2 separate regions of the Homo sapiens genome follow, and region 1 is linked to region 2. The links are chromatin loops, found by intact Hi-C in ENCODE. Cell type or tissue: natural killer cell. All regions are shown on one strand.

The links. A loop is a pair of places that touch in the nucleus more often than their neighbours do. Peaks named below come from ENCODE experiments on the same cell type or tissue, not always from the same donor. Only the 100,000 strongest peaks of a DNase experiment are listed, where the experiment ranks them.
Region 1: it touches region 2 in a loop (6-fold over the local background); 3 of 110 quality-filtered maps call a loop at or near these places.

The regions. Positions count from the first base shown.
Region 1 is chr10:38,352,628-38,360,627 of GRCh38, forward strand. It overlaps the pseudogene HSD17B7P2. Among named protein-coding and RNA genes, the nearest start is that of LINC00999, 72 kb to the right of the region's middle. RefSeq lists an enhancer at 3,410-3,967. In natural killer cell, no CTCF peak of the experiment used is centred here; DNase peaks (open chromatin) are centred at 3,536, 3,815 and 4,231; H3K4me3 peaks cover 1,318 bases; H3K27ac peaks cover 1,447 bases.
Region 2 is chr10:38,399,600-38,407,599 of GRCh38, forward strand. It overlaps LOC101929540 (a long non-coding RNA gene), which reads left to right and starts at 3,566. Exons shown (of 10, transcript XR_007062122.1): 1 at 3,566-3,951. It also overlaps the pseudogene SEPTIN7P9. RefSeq lists enhancers at 2,468-3,339, 3,340-4,211, 3,655-3,904. In natural killer cell, no CTCF peak of the experiment used is centred here; DNase peaks (open chromatin) are centred at 3,302, 3,572 and 3,860; H3K4me3 peaks cover 1,524 bases; H3K27ac peaks cover 1,882 bases.

The sequences.
Region 1 (8,000 bases), 47 kb before region 2:
GACTACCCGCACATGCACAAACCAAAAAAAAACTATGAAAACCAGAATTTAGACTCAGTCATTATACTAGAGATTAGAATGAAACGACCCCAAACAACCCATTTCTTACCTGGTCTCTGAGAATAAGTTTATACTTTTAGTTTTCTGAGAATACTTCTCAGAATATGTGAGTTTTCTGAGCACATTTTTCAGCACGGGGCATGGTAGATAAATCACAGGCCAAGGTTTGGCAGGGATAGATGGGATCATTGTGTACCCTATTGTTCTTCTGATTTCCAGGAGAACAGAATGAGCCCATGCAAAACATAAACTTACGATGATTAAAAAAAACACACCTATCCATTCACTCATCAATAAAAACATATTATGATGGTTATCAAGCTGTGTCCTATGAGTGATAAAATATTTGTAAAATATAAAATTAAATGGCATCTATTGTGAACTCTATTCTAGTCTCTCTGAGCACCTCTAGCAGTTCAGCCCATCTTTCAAAAGTCATAACACCTTGAAAGCAGCAACTTTAGTGGAGAAAAAGGAAGAAGAGAGCAGTTTCATCACTTGGCTTGAATGAAAATCTTGGGGAAAGGAGAGACAGACGGTCTTGCTCTGAAGCTGTCTGGACTTCACTTAATTCAGTCTGTCTTAGGCTGGCGGTCATCCCGAGACTGCGGTAATGCTGAGCCTCCACAGCCCAGGCCCTCTCCCTTCTTTATAGAAATGATTTTTTTTATGGGACAGCCACACAACCTGGTCTTCTTATTCCTCATCACCTCTGAGCTCTAGGACATTTTAAAATGAGTCTTTGGGTCTAGACTCTCACAATTAGGCTTAATTTTACTCCATGACTTTCAGAAAATGTTGTTAAATTGTGGTCTCTTTAGAACAGTTGAAAGTGGGATAAGCGTAGGAGCTGAGTTCGACCCCCATGATATAGAAATTTTATTGGCCGGGCGCGGTGGCTCACGCCTGTAATCCCAACAATTTGGGAGGCTGAGGCAGGCAGATCACTTGAGGTCAGGAGTTCAAGACCAGCCTGGCCAACACGATGAAACCCCACCTCTACTAAAAAAAATATACATATATATATATATATATACACATATATACACACACAAAAATTAGCTGAGTGTGGTGGTGTGTGCCTTTAGTCCCAGCTACTCGGGAGGCTGAGGCAGGAGAATTGCTTGAACCCGGGAAGCGGAGGTTACAGTGAGCCGAGATTGCGCCACTGCACTGCAGCCTGCTGACAGAGTAAGACTCTGTCTAAAAAAAAAAAAAAAAAAGTTTTATTTAGGAATCTAATGTTCTAATAACCAGATTTGTTCTTTCAATCTAATTTTCTTGATATAGGATAAATGATTACTAAGTAAGTTGGTATCATTAATCAAAACCTCTAGAATCAAAAGCCAATATAAATTATCTCAGTGTTTTATGGATCATTGCTGTTCATAAATAATTAAAACACTGAAAGAGGCCATTAAATAAAGTATGTTCAGTAGCGTTTGATGTATGATACACAGTTTTATTCTGCATGAGCTGGGGCTAGTGATGGTCCCATTACCAGTCTACTACAAATACAGAAACCTAGAGTAAGCATTAGAAACCTTTATAGCAGTTTTGTCACTGGAAGGAGGGCCTTGAGTGTGAGTCATCCAGGTTTTTGGCCATTTGGAACGAAAAGTTGGACAAAATGCACAAAGTAACAAAGGTGAAGCTGCGAAAGCAAAAGCAGGGATTTATTAAACTGAGAAAGCACTCCACAGGGTGGGAGTGGGCCTGAGCAAGTGGCTCAAGGGCCCAGTTACAAAGTTTTCTGGGTTTTAAATAGTTCTTTTGAGGTCCCTATGCGCTACCCCTTATCTGGATGAAGGATTTGGTTTATGGCTAAGTAAAGGCTGAGGTGAATTTGTGCCCTATGCAGATGATGGCATGGCCCATGCTTAGTGGTTGGCCCACAGCCAATCCAAGGCACTTTCCCTTTCCATCTGAGACACGGTGGAAGTGTGGCAGGCCACGTCTCACTAACAACTGTTTCAGTACTGACTAAGTGGTTAAATATTGAAAGCCAGTGCCCTTATACAAAGGCTGGGGTGTAACAAAAGCCCATTAAGAATTTTGCCTAGGCCTTTCCTGGGCCTCTTAAAGCATACAAAATAAAGAAAGAATTCTTAACAGGACCCCTTTAGGATTAAACAAGTTTTATTGTGGTCTGAAGAAACTCCCCAGGCCTCCACAAACAAGTTTATTGGGGGGTCTAAGAGAACTCCTCAAACCTCCACCACTTAGCAGGAGAGAATACAAGGATAATCACCCCAGCACCTGGACCCATTTAGGTTAAGTAAATTTACTGAGGCTCCAGAGGAAGGTTTTCAGGACTCAGACCTTAGTTACAGATTAAAAGAAGTTAATCACTTATGTCTTTAGATAAATGCACACTTACACGTAGACAGTTCGCTTAGAAGGTATATAAGCTCTGAAAAACTGTAATTTTGAGTTGGTCTGGCGATAATTTCCAGGCCTTCTCCCTGCAACCGGTTACAGAAATAAAAACTCTCTTCCTCCCCAGCTCATCTGCATCTCGTTATTGGGCCTTGAAAAATAGCAGCCCAACCCTCAGTTTGGTCTGGGAACAGAAGGTTGTAGGGAGAGTAGCCTTTGATCCTTTGCTACTGGGGAGTGGGGAGATGGGGTTTTTCCTTCTGGTTTAGCTTTAGGAAGTTGGTGTTAATTGGCCCTAGGCTCTCGGCCCCCAGACCCAGGTGTTTTCCTTTTGATCCAGCTTTGGGAAGCCAGCACCAACTGGTCTCAGATTCCCTACTTCCAGCCCTTGCTGTTTTTCCTTGATTGAGCTTTAGGAAGTCAGCACGAAGTGGCCTTAAGTACCCTGCCTCCAAACCCTATTCTGCCTCATTTTGGCAGAGTACTTTTATATGTCTTGGATCTAATAATAAAATATCGGGGCTTGTGTTTTGTATGCCTTTTGCTTTTCTTTTTCTAGCACTTTTTTTTTTTGTATTTTCTAAAAGCACCCATCTGGAATGGCTTGGAGACAAAAACAGGTCCTTTAGCACAGTTTGAGATGCACTGATACAGAAGGTTACAGCACATTCTCAGTACTTCGGCGAATGAAGTTCTGAGATTCTGGTTCCACGCCACATTCCAAGTTTTGAATACTGGTAATTTAGGTCTGATTCTACATAAAGTTCTTAATAAAATCAGTGCTCATTTTCTCAAATAAGTTTCTTTAGAGGAGGAGGTCTGGGATCAAAAGTTGGGCTGTGAAGTGGCACAATGCCTGGATCTGTACATCCAAAAAGGAGTGGAAAATTAGATAATAATCGCCCAACTTTGGCTCCTAGACCCAAACCTTTTCTCTAGAATGGGCACTGGTGCAAATACCGTGAGGCCTTCCTGCAATGAAGTGCCAATCTCAGGCGCCAGGGCACAGACCCAGTGCGTGTCACAGATCCTGTCCTGAGTGCTAGGCCGGGTGACGCCCCCACCAGGATTAAAGATCAGGGGTCCGCTGAGCCCTAGGAAGCAGTGACAGACACCTGCGCCAAGGCGGAGCGAGAAGAGCCTGGAATGGCTCCGGGCTTTGCGTCACGCAGCTCCGCCCCTCGGCCTATCTCACCCGACGCCGTCTCCGAGGGCAGGGAACGGTTGGCGGACTGAGATTGGAGGGATCAGCTCAGACTCGATGACGCAACGGGAGGCGGGGCGTGGCCGTACTCTGATTGGTGACGGGTGAGGCGGCCCGAAATCGTAGGACTTCCGAAAGCAGCGGCGGCGTTTGCTTCACTGCTTGGAAGTGTGAGTGCGCGAAGATGCGAAAGGTGGTTTTGATTACCGGGGCTAGCAGGTGAGGCTCCTTTGTGTTGGCAGAGGCGGCAGCGGATCAGGGGTCCGAGAGAGCAGGGGTCTGCGACCCTCCACGAACGGACCCCGGAAGCGCCCGCCCCTGGCTTTGCCTAGGTTCCCCGGAGTCTGCAGCAGGTGTGGGGCATGTCGGCCTCTTGAGGTGCTCAGTAACTGGTGCTTTGTATTAAACATGACAGTGAAAAGGAAAACTAGAGCATCAGTAAGTGATGAGTGTCGCAGTGATGATCCTGAGGTTATCAAGGCAATGGGGTACTCAGGCGGGCTCCGCCCCTTTTCCATCTTTGCCTACTGTTCGTATTTATCGTCAGTGCCCAATAGTTTGCTCCTGACCACGTGATCATGTCTTATACTCCAGGTGTTTTGTCTGTACAAGCCTTTTGCCTACAAATTTGGACACCCATGAACATTAGGACGGTGGAGAGAAAACAATCCCGTTTCATTTAGCTCAGTGCTAGAGAGCTAACATACTCTTCAGAAACCCAGAGAAAATTAATCTTTTCCTATGAAGGCATGGTTGGGGTGCAGAATAACCAGCTCATAATAATTCCAGGGTTGCTCGTTTAGTCTCTCAGCCTCTTCTGTTGCTTGTTTTACCTGTCATTTGCACTTCTGTGAAAAATGTGTGGAGGATGAAGCCAATCAAACCATTTTTCTACTAGTTGCATTTGACATTTTTAAATGATTAAGACAGAGGACATGTTAAACATTTAAGATTGATCCACTTTGAATTATTTAACCACATGCATATTAACTAAGCCAGCTTGGTAGGTGTCTGCATTTGGCAACTTTTTAGCATACCCTCTCAAGTGACTTTAACCGTTGATTGGTGCTTCTTATGTGGAAGGTACTGAGTAAGTCAGAATTGATTTTGTCTGTTCCTTTTACATACATTGTGATATGTGCAATTGTATATTAAATGCCTACTGTTCTCATGTGAGGACAAATAAATATTTTTGATGCTTTGTTGTTGGTGCTAATAGATTACTGATGGTTCCAGGCTCTTTTTGGGTTTTAACTATTAACATATTTGCCTGGAATCAACTTAAGTCTTGAAAGAGAACTTATTACCCAGCTTTTCATCGCTATCAGCCAGGCTGGTCTGACTGCTGTCACCACTCCTATGCGGTTTTACAATGCTGGTTTTGAAGTTCTTTGTTTCCAAGTGGTGTACTCATCTAATATTTAGTGTATTCCTACCTTCTACTTAATCATGTTGAGTTCTTTCTTTTTCTATTATTTAATCATAGTTGTTGAGAGGGATTTGTACATCCTGCCATGTTACTGATGCCTCATCCTGAAAGATTCATCTCTTCCTTTATCAGAGATTTCTGGTGCTCCTTATGGTGTTTATGATACCAATAGGTGGTAGAGCCCTTGCCCCTGAGGAGCCTAGAGAGCAAAGTCAAAATGCACATAGGAAACAGCTAATAAGATGCTCTTTTGAGCCCTTACTGGTGATATATTAAATCATTTTCATGAGTGGCATAATAAGTACAAAATGAAAACCACTGGCAGGATAAAGCCCAGTAGTAGAAAAACTAAAGAACAATTCTTGTTTTCAGTCCAGTTATTTTGTCACTGAAGTTTTTCAAAACGAGAAAAACACAAACTAGGCTGTGTCTCAAGCAAGTGACTATTGGAGTGTAGGATTCCTCCCTTCTTAAATAATTGTTGAGTCTTTTCTTTCTATCTGGGCTTCTCATTGGAGGTCAAGTTGACACAGTTTTCTGAACCAGAGAGAAATGCCTCTACCTGATGCCATCCCAGATAACCCACATCTTGTGTCTGAATTGTCCTCCCAGTGGCATTGGCCTGGCCCTCTGCAAGCGGCTGCTGGCGGAAGATGATGAGCTTCATCTGTGTTTGGCGTGCAGGAATATGAGCAAGGCAGAAGCTGTCTGTGCTGCTCTGCTGGCCTCTCACCCCACTGCTGAGGTCACCATTGTCCAGGTGGATGTCAGCAACCTGCAGTCATTCTTCCGGGCCTCCAAGGAACTTAAGCAAAGGTATATCTCTTGCTGATGGATTTTTTTTTTCTCGTGTGATTGTGCAGCATAACACTTAATAAAATAAGAGAGGAAAGAAAAACCTAAAAAGAAACAGGTGCGGTGTAAGCAGTTATGTTGAAGAAGTCTGTATAGGGTGACCCACTGTGTCTCAGTACCACGTTTTCTTTCTTTCTTTTTTTTTTTTTAAAGAGATAGAGTCTTGCTCTGTTGCCCAGGCTGGAGTGCAATGGCGTGATCTCGGCTCACTTCAACCTCTGCCTCCTGGGTTCAAGTGATTCTCCTGCCTCCACCTCCTGAGTAGCTGGGATTACAGACATGCGCCACCATGCCTGGTTAATTTTTGTATTTTTAGTAGAGATGGGGTTTTACCATGTTGGTCAGGCTGGTTTCGAACCCGTGACCTCGTGATCCACCCACCTCGGCCTCCCAAAGTGCTGGGATTACAGGCGTCAGCCATTGCGCCTGGCCAGTACCACATTTTCAATCTCAATCATGATCATAATTATTTCATGGAGACTAATTTATAAGTACATCCTGATGTGTGATCAGTTGGTGCTGGGATTACAGGCATGAGCCATTGCACCCAGCCAGTACCACATTTTCAGTCTCAATCACGATCATAATTATTTCATGGAGACTAAGTTATGAGTACATCCTGATACATATCGATCAGTTGGTGCTGGGATTACAGGTGTGAGCCATTGCACTTGGCCAGTACCACATTTTCAATCTCAACCATGATCGTAATTATTTCATGGAGACTAATTTGTAAGTACATCCTGGTGTGTGATCAGTTGCACTGCCTTACGTTAAGGTAACTCCTTTGACATTTGAATTCATTTTTTACATCTTTCTTCACATAATGAATTCATTAAGTAGATAAGGCAAGTAGTGAGTGACATTTAACAAGTGAAGAAACTGAGACACAGAAATAAGGGTAATATGCCTGGGAAGGTCATCCAGTCTTATATTAGTTGGGTGGGTCCAAGACCCCAGGGCTTCTCCCTGCTTCCTAAGGAGTATTTTTTTTCCCTAGGCCAGTAAAGATTTGTTCACACCTTCACAGTAATTGGCATGTAATAGACATTTGATCAGTAGTTGGTATATGAAGGAATAGAGTCCTCAGATGTATAACTCCCCTGAAAGTGAACACAAAATTGCATGTAGGTGCACAATGCATTTTTTGGGCAGAGAGGGCTTTTTATTTATTTATTTGTTTTTAAATTGTAAGAGGAATTTATGATGAAAAAAGTCCAAGAACCCTGCACTAGTCTATGCTGCCCTAGGGCTATCTGGAATAATTAATTTTCAAATATTGAGGCACTTAAGAGACAAAGAACTACCTTGTTTCCTTGGACAGTAAAATGAAATGGGTAGAAACAAGGAAGGCCTTCTTGATGAAGACGTTTGCTGAATAAAAATACTTCGTATTTTATGTGAATTGATAATCATTTGCATTTGCCTGTTCCAAATGCACAAGTTACAAAGTGAAAGCTAGTTTTCTTCACTCCAGCTCTTCTCAGTGTGGCCTTAGTCCTTTGTAAATGTGGTTTCTCTCTCCAGTATTGCTGAGCTATTAGAGTTTTCTACCGCATCTTAAAGAAAAAAAAAAAAAAAAAACCTGAGGAGATTTTCTAGGTTCTGTTTTCACATAAATTTTGATATATTCCATATCCCCGACTCCTCCATAACTTAAGCATCTCCAGGGCTGTGAAACTGTATACTGAATGTCCTTATGGAGATAAAAACCATGAAGTTGAGAGAAGTTATGAGTTTTAAATCATGTTTACAGGCATTCTTTTCCCAAACTTTCTTAGCCAGCTGGCTTCTTACCTGCTTTGTTTAGATTTTGTTATATTTTCTTATTTGGAAGAAAAGAACCTTCATTTCCCAGTTAATAATATCCCATTCCGATGCAGTTTACTTTTGAGACCCAAAGTTTTAACATTTATAGTACTGACTATTCCCAAATGCCTTCAAAGGTTCAAGATATTCGGTACTTTATCGCAAGTTTAGTAATTTAGTATTTCGTAAGATATTTAGCAACTTAGCACAGATTCAAGGCAGTGAGGCTGTGGGGCAGAAGGGAGCACTTCAGGTGATAAGTGA
Region 2 (8,000 bases):
AATTAAAAATACCAATATCTAGACCTGTACAGGTTTTTTAATTCTCTGAGAAGGACCTGGATACTCTGGAGAATACAAATCTGTGAGGAATAATGAGTTGATTAATGTCAACTTTCCCAGTCCAGATTCGTCTAAAAGAAATAAGGGAAAATATCTGTTAAACTCACCCACTTTACCCAACCTTAAATATTCAACAGATGCTGTAATTGAACTTGCTTTATGCAAGTATTTCTTGGTGAGACAATGAAATGACATTAGAAAATATGCTACAAAGAATAAGTATCTTGTCCTCAGTTTCTTAGCTATCAAATTAAACTCACGTTTCCAAGGATTCTTTTCAGCCTTCTAATTATACCACTTATATTCATTAAAAGTAATGTATCTAATAATTACATTTTTAACAGTAATGTATTCCCAAAGAAAAAAGTCAGTCATTATTTAAAAATCCAAGTTGGATTATATATCACTGCTTCAGTGAAATAAAGTTTTTCTTTATTAATAGACAATAATGAATGAATAATAAACAAGAAATCATGCAGCTATAAAAAGCAAAAATCTGCTAATACAAAGAATAATTAATCACAATGAACATCTCTGTATAAAATTCAAAATCACAAAAAATACTTTCTAATTTCGCCGCCCATCAGCCTAAATATAAGGGTGATTCTCCACAAACCAGAATCCAAAAAAATCTTAGGTAATTACTTTTTCTACCACTTCTACTCAAGGTAGGAGGTAGACACGAAGGAAGCTAGGGCATGATTTCTACTCTGACCACATACTCTTTTTTGACTCTCCGTGTTTAGTCCAATATACATAGTCCAGTGTATAGTAATTATTACAAGTATACCAAAATATAAATGGCTTCAAGGTATATATAACCTAAGGTTAAAACAAATTATAAATCAGATTATGATAATTAACATGGCACAGAGTTAAAGTATTTATTGTTAATAACTCACTTAGCATAATAGGCATGTTTAGCCTAAGTAACTGGTGTCACAATATTTTTATGCCTAGGAGGAATTCTTTTTATATAGCTCTCAAAAGAGATAAGATTCTCTCCACGTGGTTTGGGCTTACTCCTTTGACTGAGAGCATGCCACTTTTTACTAGAGGTTGATGTATGACTCAACTTAGAGTTGAGGATGAAAAGTGGGGATCATAGCACCTGCCTATACCCTGGTACAGATCATATGATGTTGATTTATTTATTTGTGGAGTCAGGGTCTCGCTGTGTTGCCCAGGCTGGAGTGCAGTGGTACGATCATGGCTCACTGCAGCCTTGAACTCCTGGGTGTGGTGGTGCACACCTGTTGTCCCAGCAACTCTGGCAGGCTGAGGCAGGAGAATCGCTTGAACTCAGGAGGTGGAGGTTGCAGTGAGCCGAGATTATGCCACTACACTCCAGCCTGGAGACAAAGTAAGACTCCATCTCAGGAAAAAAAAAATTTAATTTAAAAAGTTCTAGTATCTAAAATGAGCAAAATCGCCAGGCATGGTGGGTCACACTTGTAATCCCAGCACTTTGGGATGCAGAAGTGGGTGGACCATCCGAAGTCAGAGGTTGAGACCAGCCTGCAGTGAGCCGAGATTGCACCACTGCACTCCAGCCTGGGAGACAGAGTGAGACTCCATTTCAAAAAAATTAGCCAAGCGTGGTAGCATGCACCTGTAGTCCTAGCTACCGGGGAGGCTGACAGGGAAGGATTCCTTGAGCCCGAAGGTCAAGGCTGCAGTGAGCCTTGTTTGCACCACCTCACTCCAACCTGGGCAAGACCCCATCTCAAAAAAGAAAAAAAAAACACAAAAACAAAAAACAAAACAGAACAGAACAGCATCACTTCCTTATCATTAGTTTGAAGGAAGTGAATTGCCTGTAAAATTTTCCATTTTCAAAAAAAGTATTAAAATATAGTGTAAAGCCAGTCACGATGGCTGTAATCTCAGCACTTTGGGAGGCTGAAATGGATTGCCCCTGGAGGTCAAGGCTGCAGCTGACCGATCCTCCTGCCTAAGCCCGGCAAGTAGCGGAGACTACAAGTGCGTGCCACCATGCCCAGCTAATTTTTTGTATTTTTGTAGAGACAGGGTTCCACCATGTTGCCCAAACTAGTCTGGAATTCCTGAGCTCAAGCGATCCACCTGCTTCCGCCACCGCCTCTGCCTCCCAAAATGCTGGGATTACGGGCGTGAGCCACCGGGCCTGGCACAATTACTTTCTTCAGTCTGAGCATGAGTGCTGGAAGAAAAGCTCTCACTTATATATAATTTTTTAGAGACAGAGTCTCCCTCTGTTACACGGGCTGGAGTGCAATGGCGCAATCTCAGCTCACTGTAACCTCAACCTCCAGTGCTTGATCGCTTATATAATCTCAGCTCACTGTAATCTCAACCTCCTGGGCTCGATCGCATATATATACACACATATATTTGTTTGTTTAGACGGAGTCTTGGTCTGTTGCCCAGGCTGGAGTGCAGTGGCGCGATCTCCGCTCACTGCAACCTCCGCATCCCGGGTTCAAACAATTCTCTGCCTCAGCCTCCCGAGTAGCTGGGATTACAGGCACCTGCCACCACGCCCGACTAATTTTTGTGTTTTTAGTAGAGACGGGGTTTCAGTGAAACCATGCTGGCCAGGCTGGTCTTGAACTCCTCTCCTCGCGATCCCGCCTCGACCTCCCAAAGTGCTGGGATTACAGGCGTGGGCCACCTCGCCCAGCCGACAGATTATATTTTCAAAAAGATGTTTTCTTTGTTTCCTAGCCCCTTCTACCCCGCTACAAAGTTTCAAAGACTTAATGCTATTACAAAGGGCCGTCAGAGGTCAAGCTCAGGGTTGCAGCTCCCTCATGCCGGGCAGCCTCAGAGGGGCCGACCCTACCCAGGATGAGCAGCGCCAGATAGCCGGGGACGCTCCCGGGGATCCACGGGCCCTGGCTGGGGGAGGCGTTGTGGGGCGCACGTACACAGGCTCAAGTGAGGCGAGTGGGCGGCCGGGGCTGCAGCTGGTGCTGGCCATTGAGGAGCTTCTGCGCGACAGTGCGATCGGTTGCACCTTCTGCGACAGGTGCCGGCCGGTTGGCGCGCAGCGCCTGCTAGCGCAGAGTCTGGCCCTTGCTGCGCCCGGCCCCGAAGACCGGGAAGTCGTAAAGCTCCTCATCGCAGCTTATGTGTGGCGGCGGCCGGGCCGAAGCCTAGCGACACAGAACTGCCAGCTCAGCAGCCGGTTACATCTCGCCCGGCAACCCATAGGCAGCGTCCGCTCATGCGCGCTCCTGGAAGACCCAGCAGCCCCGCCATGAGTTCCGATTGGCTCCGCGTGAGTGGCGGTCCCCTGTGACGTCGCAAGGGCGCGCCTTCCGCGGCGCCGCAAGGGCGCGCCTTCCGCGGCGCCGCAAGGGCGCGCCTTCCGCGGCGCCGCAAGGGCGCGCCTTCCGCGGCGCCGCAAGGGCGCGCCTTCCCCGGCGCCGCAAGGGCGCGCCTTCCCCGGCGCCGCACGGGCGCGCCTTCCCCGGCGCCGCACGGGCGCGCCTTCCCCGGCGCCGCAAGGGCGCGCCTTCGCCGACACCATAGAGGTGGGCCTTTGGCGAGTCACAGGCGCGGGTGTTCGGCTACGTCACTGGGGCGCTACGGTGCCTGGAGCTGGGCAGTCTTCTCGTCAGAGTGGGGACTGGTAAGAGCGACCTCACCGCCAGGTCCTGTGTGTTGCCGGCTGAAGAAGGGTAGCTGAAAAATTCAGACCCAGCACAGTGTTTATGTTGGTCAAAAATAGAAAACTATGTCTGCCGCGGCCGAGGCAGGAGGACCCTTCAGGCCAAGAGCAGCCTAGCAACATGGCGCAACCCCATCTCTGTAGTCCTACCTCAGCCCCCCAGCTACTTGAACCCAAAGGTTCAAGGCTCCAGTGAGCTATGATCCCACCACAGCATTCCAGCCTGCGAGATTGAGGTAAACCGTGTCTAAAAAAATTAAAAAAACTATCCAAGTGTGCAACAGGGAGGGACTGCTAAATAAAACATGAGGCTGGCTGGGCCCTACTGTAATCCCAGCACTTTGGGAGGCCAAAGCGGGAGGATGGATGGCTTGGGCTCAGGAGTTCGAGACCAGCCTGGGCAACATGACGAAACCCCGTCTCTACAAAAGATACAAAAATTAGCCGGGTGCTGTGTGCACCTGGCCTAATTTTTGTATTTTTTTCTAGAGATGGGGTGGGCGGGGGGTCTCGCTATGTTGCCCGGGCCAGTTTCGAACTCCTGAGTTGTAGCGATCTTCTCAGCTTGGCCATCAGAGTTGTCGGGATTACAGGCGTGAGGGACAGCGCCCCACCTGGGTTAGGCTACTTAATAACATAAGAAAGTGCTCCGCCAGGCTCAGTGGCTGACACTTGTAATCCCAACACTTTGGGAGGCCAAGGCAGGTGGATCACCTGAGGTCAGGAGTTGGAGACCAGCCTGGCCATGGTGAAACCCAGTCTCTACAAAAAATACAAAAATTAGCCGGCCGTGGTGGCGCATGCCTGTAGTCCCAGCTACTTGGGAGGCTGATAAAGGAGAATTACTTGAACCCGGGAGGCGGAGGTTGCATTGGGCTGAGATCGCACTACTGCACCCCAGCCTGGGCAACACAGCGAGACTCCAAAGTTTGACACCAGCCTGGGCAATGTAGTGACACCCTGTCTCTACAAAACAAACAAAAACCCAGGCATAACTGTGTCCACCTGTGGCCCTAGCTAGTTAGGAGGCTGAGGCAGGAGGATCACTTGAGTCCAGGAGCTCAAGGCTGCAGTGAGCTATGATAATCCCACTGCTTCCCATCCTGAGCAATAGAATGAAAGCATGTCTCTAGCTAGCTAGCTAGCTAGATAATTGATATGTAGTTTTGTATCAAATTTTTTCCCTAGATTTGAGCATGTTTTTCTAAAGTAGCATTCAACACATCAGCATTTTACAGTGTTATTATTTGTTAATATGATTATGTTTTTCTGAAATACAGTGTCCTTTACAAAAGCAGTTTTGTCGTTCAAAGCACATAGATAAGGCCCTCAAGTGAATTTGTCTGATGTTGGCGACCTTGGTACCATTTTGTCCACTTGATTGGAAAAGCCAGTCAATAATTTCAGGTCACTGTTGGCCTTAGAAGAAGAGCCCAAAGGCAACAAGCAAAGGCGCTGGTGTCCAGTCACCTTCTAGAAGCATTTTCACTTTCCCTTAAGGTTTCCCTTGATGAACATAGAAGTACTGTATGTAGAATTGACCCAGTGCTGCCCTGGCAACTTTGTATATTAGGCCAAATTTACATTTCTTACCTTTATGAGAGGCACCCTGGTAGGCTAGTGGAGTTACCCACAAAGTCTGATCTCAGCTGCACTGTCCAGAGATGCAACACGGTCCAATCAAATAACATTCTCTGAGCCCGTTTCTTTAGCTGTGAAAGAAGAATAACATACCCATCTAAAAAGGCAGCTTATTGTATTTGATTGGTCTTTTATTTTCTATGAAACTGTGTTTAACACAGTAATTATTTTCATTTGTGTACTACATTTGTGTTGTGTTTTTGGTTTTAGTTTTGTTTTTGAAATGGAGTCTTTTTTTTAGTGGTTTTTTGTTTTGTTTTGTTTTGTTTTTGAGATGGAGTCTTTCTGTTGTCACCCAGGCTAGAGTGCAGTGGCGTGATCTCCGCTCACTGCAACCTCCACCTCCCAGGTTCAAGTGATTCTCCTGCCTCAGCCTCCTGAGAAGCTGGGATTACAGGTGCCCACCACCACGCCCAGCTAATTTTTTAAATATATTTTTAGTAGAGATGGGGTTACAACATGTTGCCCAGGCTGGTCTCAAACTACTGACGTCAAGTGATCCACCCGCCTTGGCTTCCCAAAGTGCTGGGATTATAGGCATGAGCCACTGCGCCTGGCTTGTTTTAAAATAAGGGTTTCTTGGCTAGGCATGGTGGCTCACACCTGTAATCCCAGCACTTTGGGAGGCCAAGGTCAGTGGATCACCTGAGGTCAGGAGTTCGAGACCAGCCTGACCAATATGGAGAAACCCTGTCTCAACTGAAAATACAAAATTAGCCAGGCGTGGTGGTGCATGCCTGTAATCCCAGCTACTCAGGAGGCTGAGGAAGGAGAATTGCTTGAACCCGGGGGGCAGAGGTTGCAGTGAGCTGAGATCGCACCATTGCACTCCAGCCTGGGCAACGAGCAAAACTCTGTCTCAAAATAAAAAAAAAATTTCTTAAAATGATATTTTCAGTATTTTATAGATGATGTGTAAGCAGCAATCTTAATAGGATGTTACCCGACACTTTGCGAGACTGGCAGCTGATTTCATCCAGATGTCTCTAATTCTTTTTTCTTTTTCTTTTTCTTTTTCTTTTTCTGTTGTTGTTTTTTTTTTTGACAGAGCCTTGCTCCGTCCCCCATGCTGGAGTGCAGTGGCACGATCTCGGCTCACTGCAACCTCCACCTCCTGGGTTCAAGCAATTCTCCTGCCTCAGGCTCCCGAGTAGCTGGGATTACAGGTGCGCACCACCCTGCCCAGCTAATTTTTTGTATTTTTGGTAGAGACAGCATTTCACCATGTTGGCCAGGCTGGTCTCGAACTCCTGACCTTAGGTGATCTGCCTGCCTCGGCTTCCCAAAGTGTTAGGATTACAGGCGTCAGCCACTGTGCCTGGCCCAGATGTCTCTATTTCTAACATGAGATGTATTGCAGGATCATAGCAGAGTGAGTTGCTGATGTATCCAGAAGGAAACGAGCATGGAACTCTCATGACAGCTGTCCTGAGAAGTGTGTGTGTGCTGTGCTTGAATATCTCACTGCTCATTTATACACAGGCTTTCTGGTGACTGAGTTAACAGTATCTGTTTCATAAATAATGTAGCCCTCTTTCTTTCTTTCTCTCTCTCTTTTTTTTTTTTTTGAGACAGGGTCTTGCTCTGCTACCCACGCTGGAGTGCAATGGTGCAGTCTCAGCTCACCGCAACTTCAGCCTCCTGGGTTCAAGCGATTCTCCTGCCTCAGCCTCCCAAGTAGCTGGGATTACAGGCATGCGCCACCATGCCTGGCTAATTTTTTCTTTTTTTTTTTTTTGAGATGGAGTTTCGCGGTTGTTGCCCAGGCTGGAGTGCAATGGCACAATCTCGGCTCACCACAATCTTTGCCTTTCAGGTTCAAGGGATTCTCCTGCCTCAGCCTCCCGAGTAGCTGGGATTACAGACATGTGCCACCACACCCAGCTAATGTTGTAGTTTTAGTAGAGATGGGGTTTCTCTATGTTGGTTAGGCTGGTCTCAAACTCCTGACCTCAGGTGATCTACCCGCCTCGGCCTCTCAAAGTGCTGGGATCACAGGCATGAGCCATCACTCCTGGCCTAATTTTTGTATTTTTAGTAGAGAGAGGGTTTCACTCTGTTGGCCAGGCTGGTCTCGAATTCCTGACCTCAAGTTATCTGCCTGCCTCAGCCTCCCAAACTGTTGGAATTACAGGCGTGAACCACCATGCCTGGCCAGCTCTATTTCTTTAAGCCTACATGTTTTGCACTTGTTAAAAGTATTTGAACATACAATTACTCAGCTTCCCTTGTTTACGTGTGAATTTTGTATAATCTTAAATATTTTTTCCAATCTAAGCTTTATTTTATCCCGTTTCTTCTATATTTGTATAACTTTAGGCGGCTATCTTCATTGAAAGTTTTTTCTCAAAAGCCTTAAGATAGAACATAGTTCTTGGCAGCAATTTGAAAGTTATTTGAGGAGAAGGGGAGACTTACAATGATGATTCAAATGAAGGAAACTAAAAAGTAATGAAGCAAGGCAGAGGAAAAAGCAGTATTCACTTGAGTACATCCCAAAAGAATAACATTTCAAATGTAACTAGAAAAAAGTATGCTGAAGTTCGCAATACAGAAATAATTATTAATAAGATAGCTTTAAAGCCCTGCTCAGCTTTTGAATGTTGGGAATTGACCCAGAGGTGGCTGTAACCTAAGATGGTTC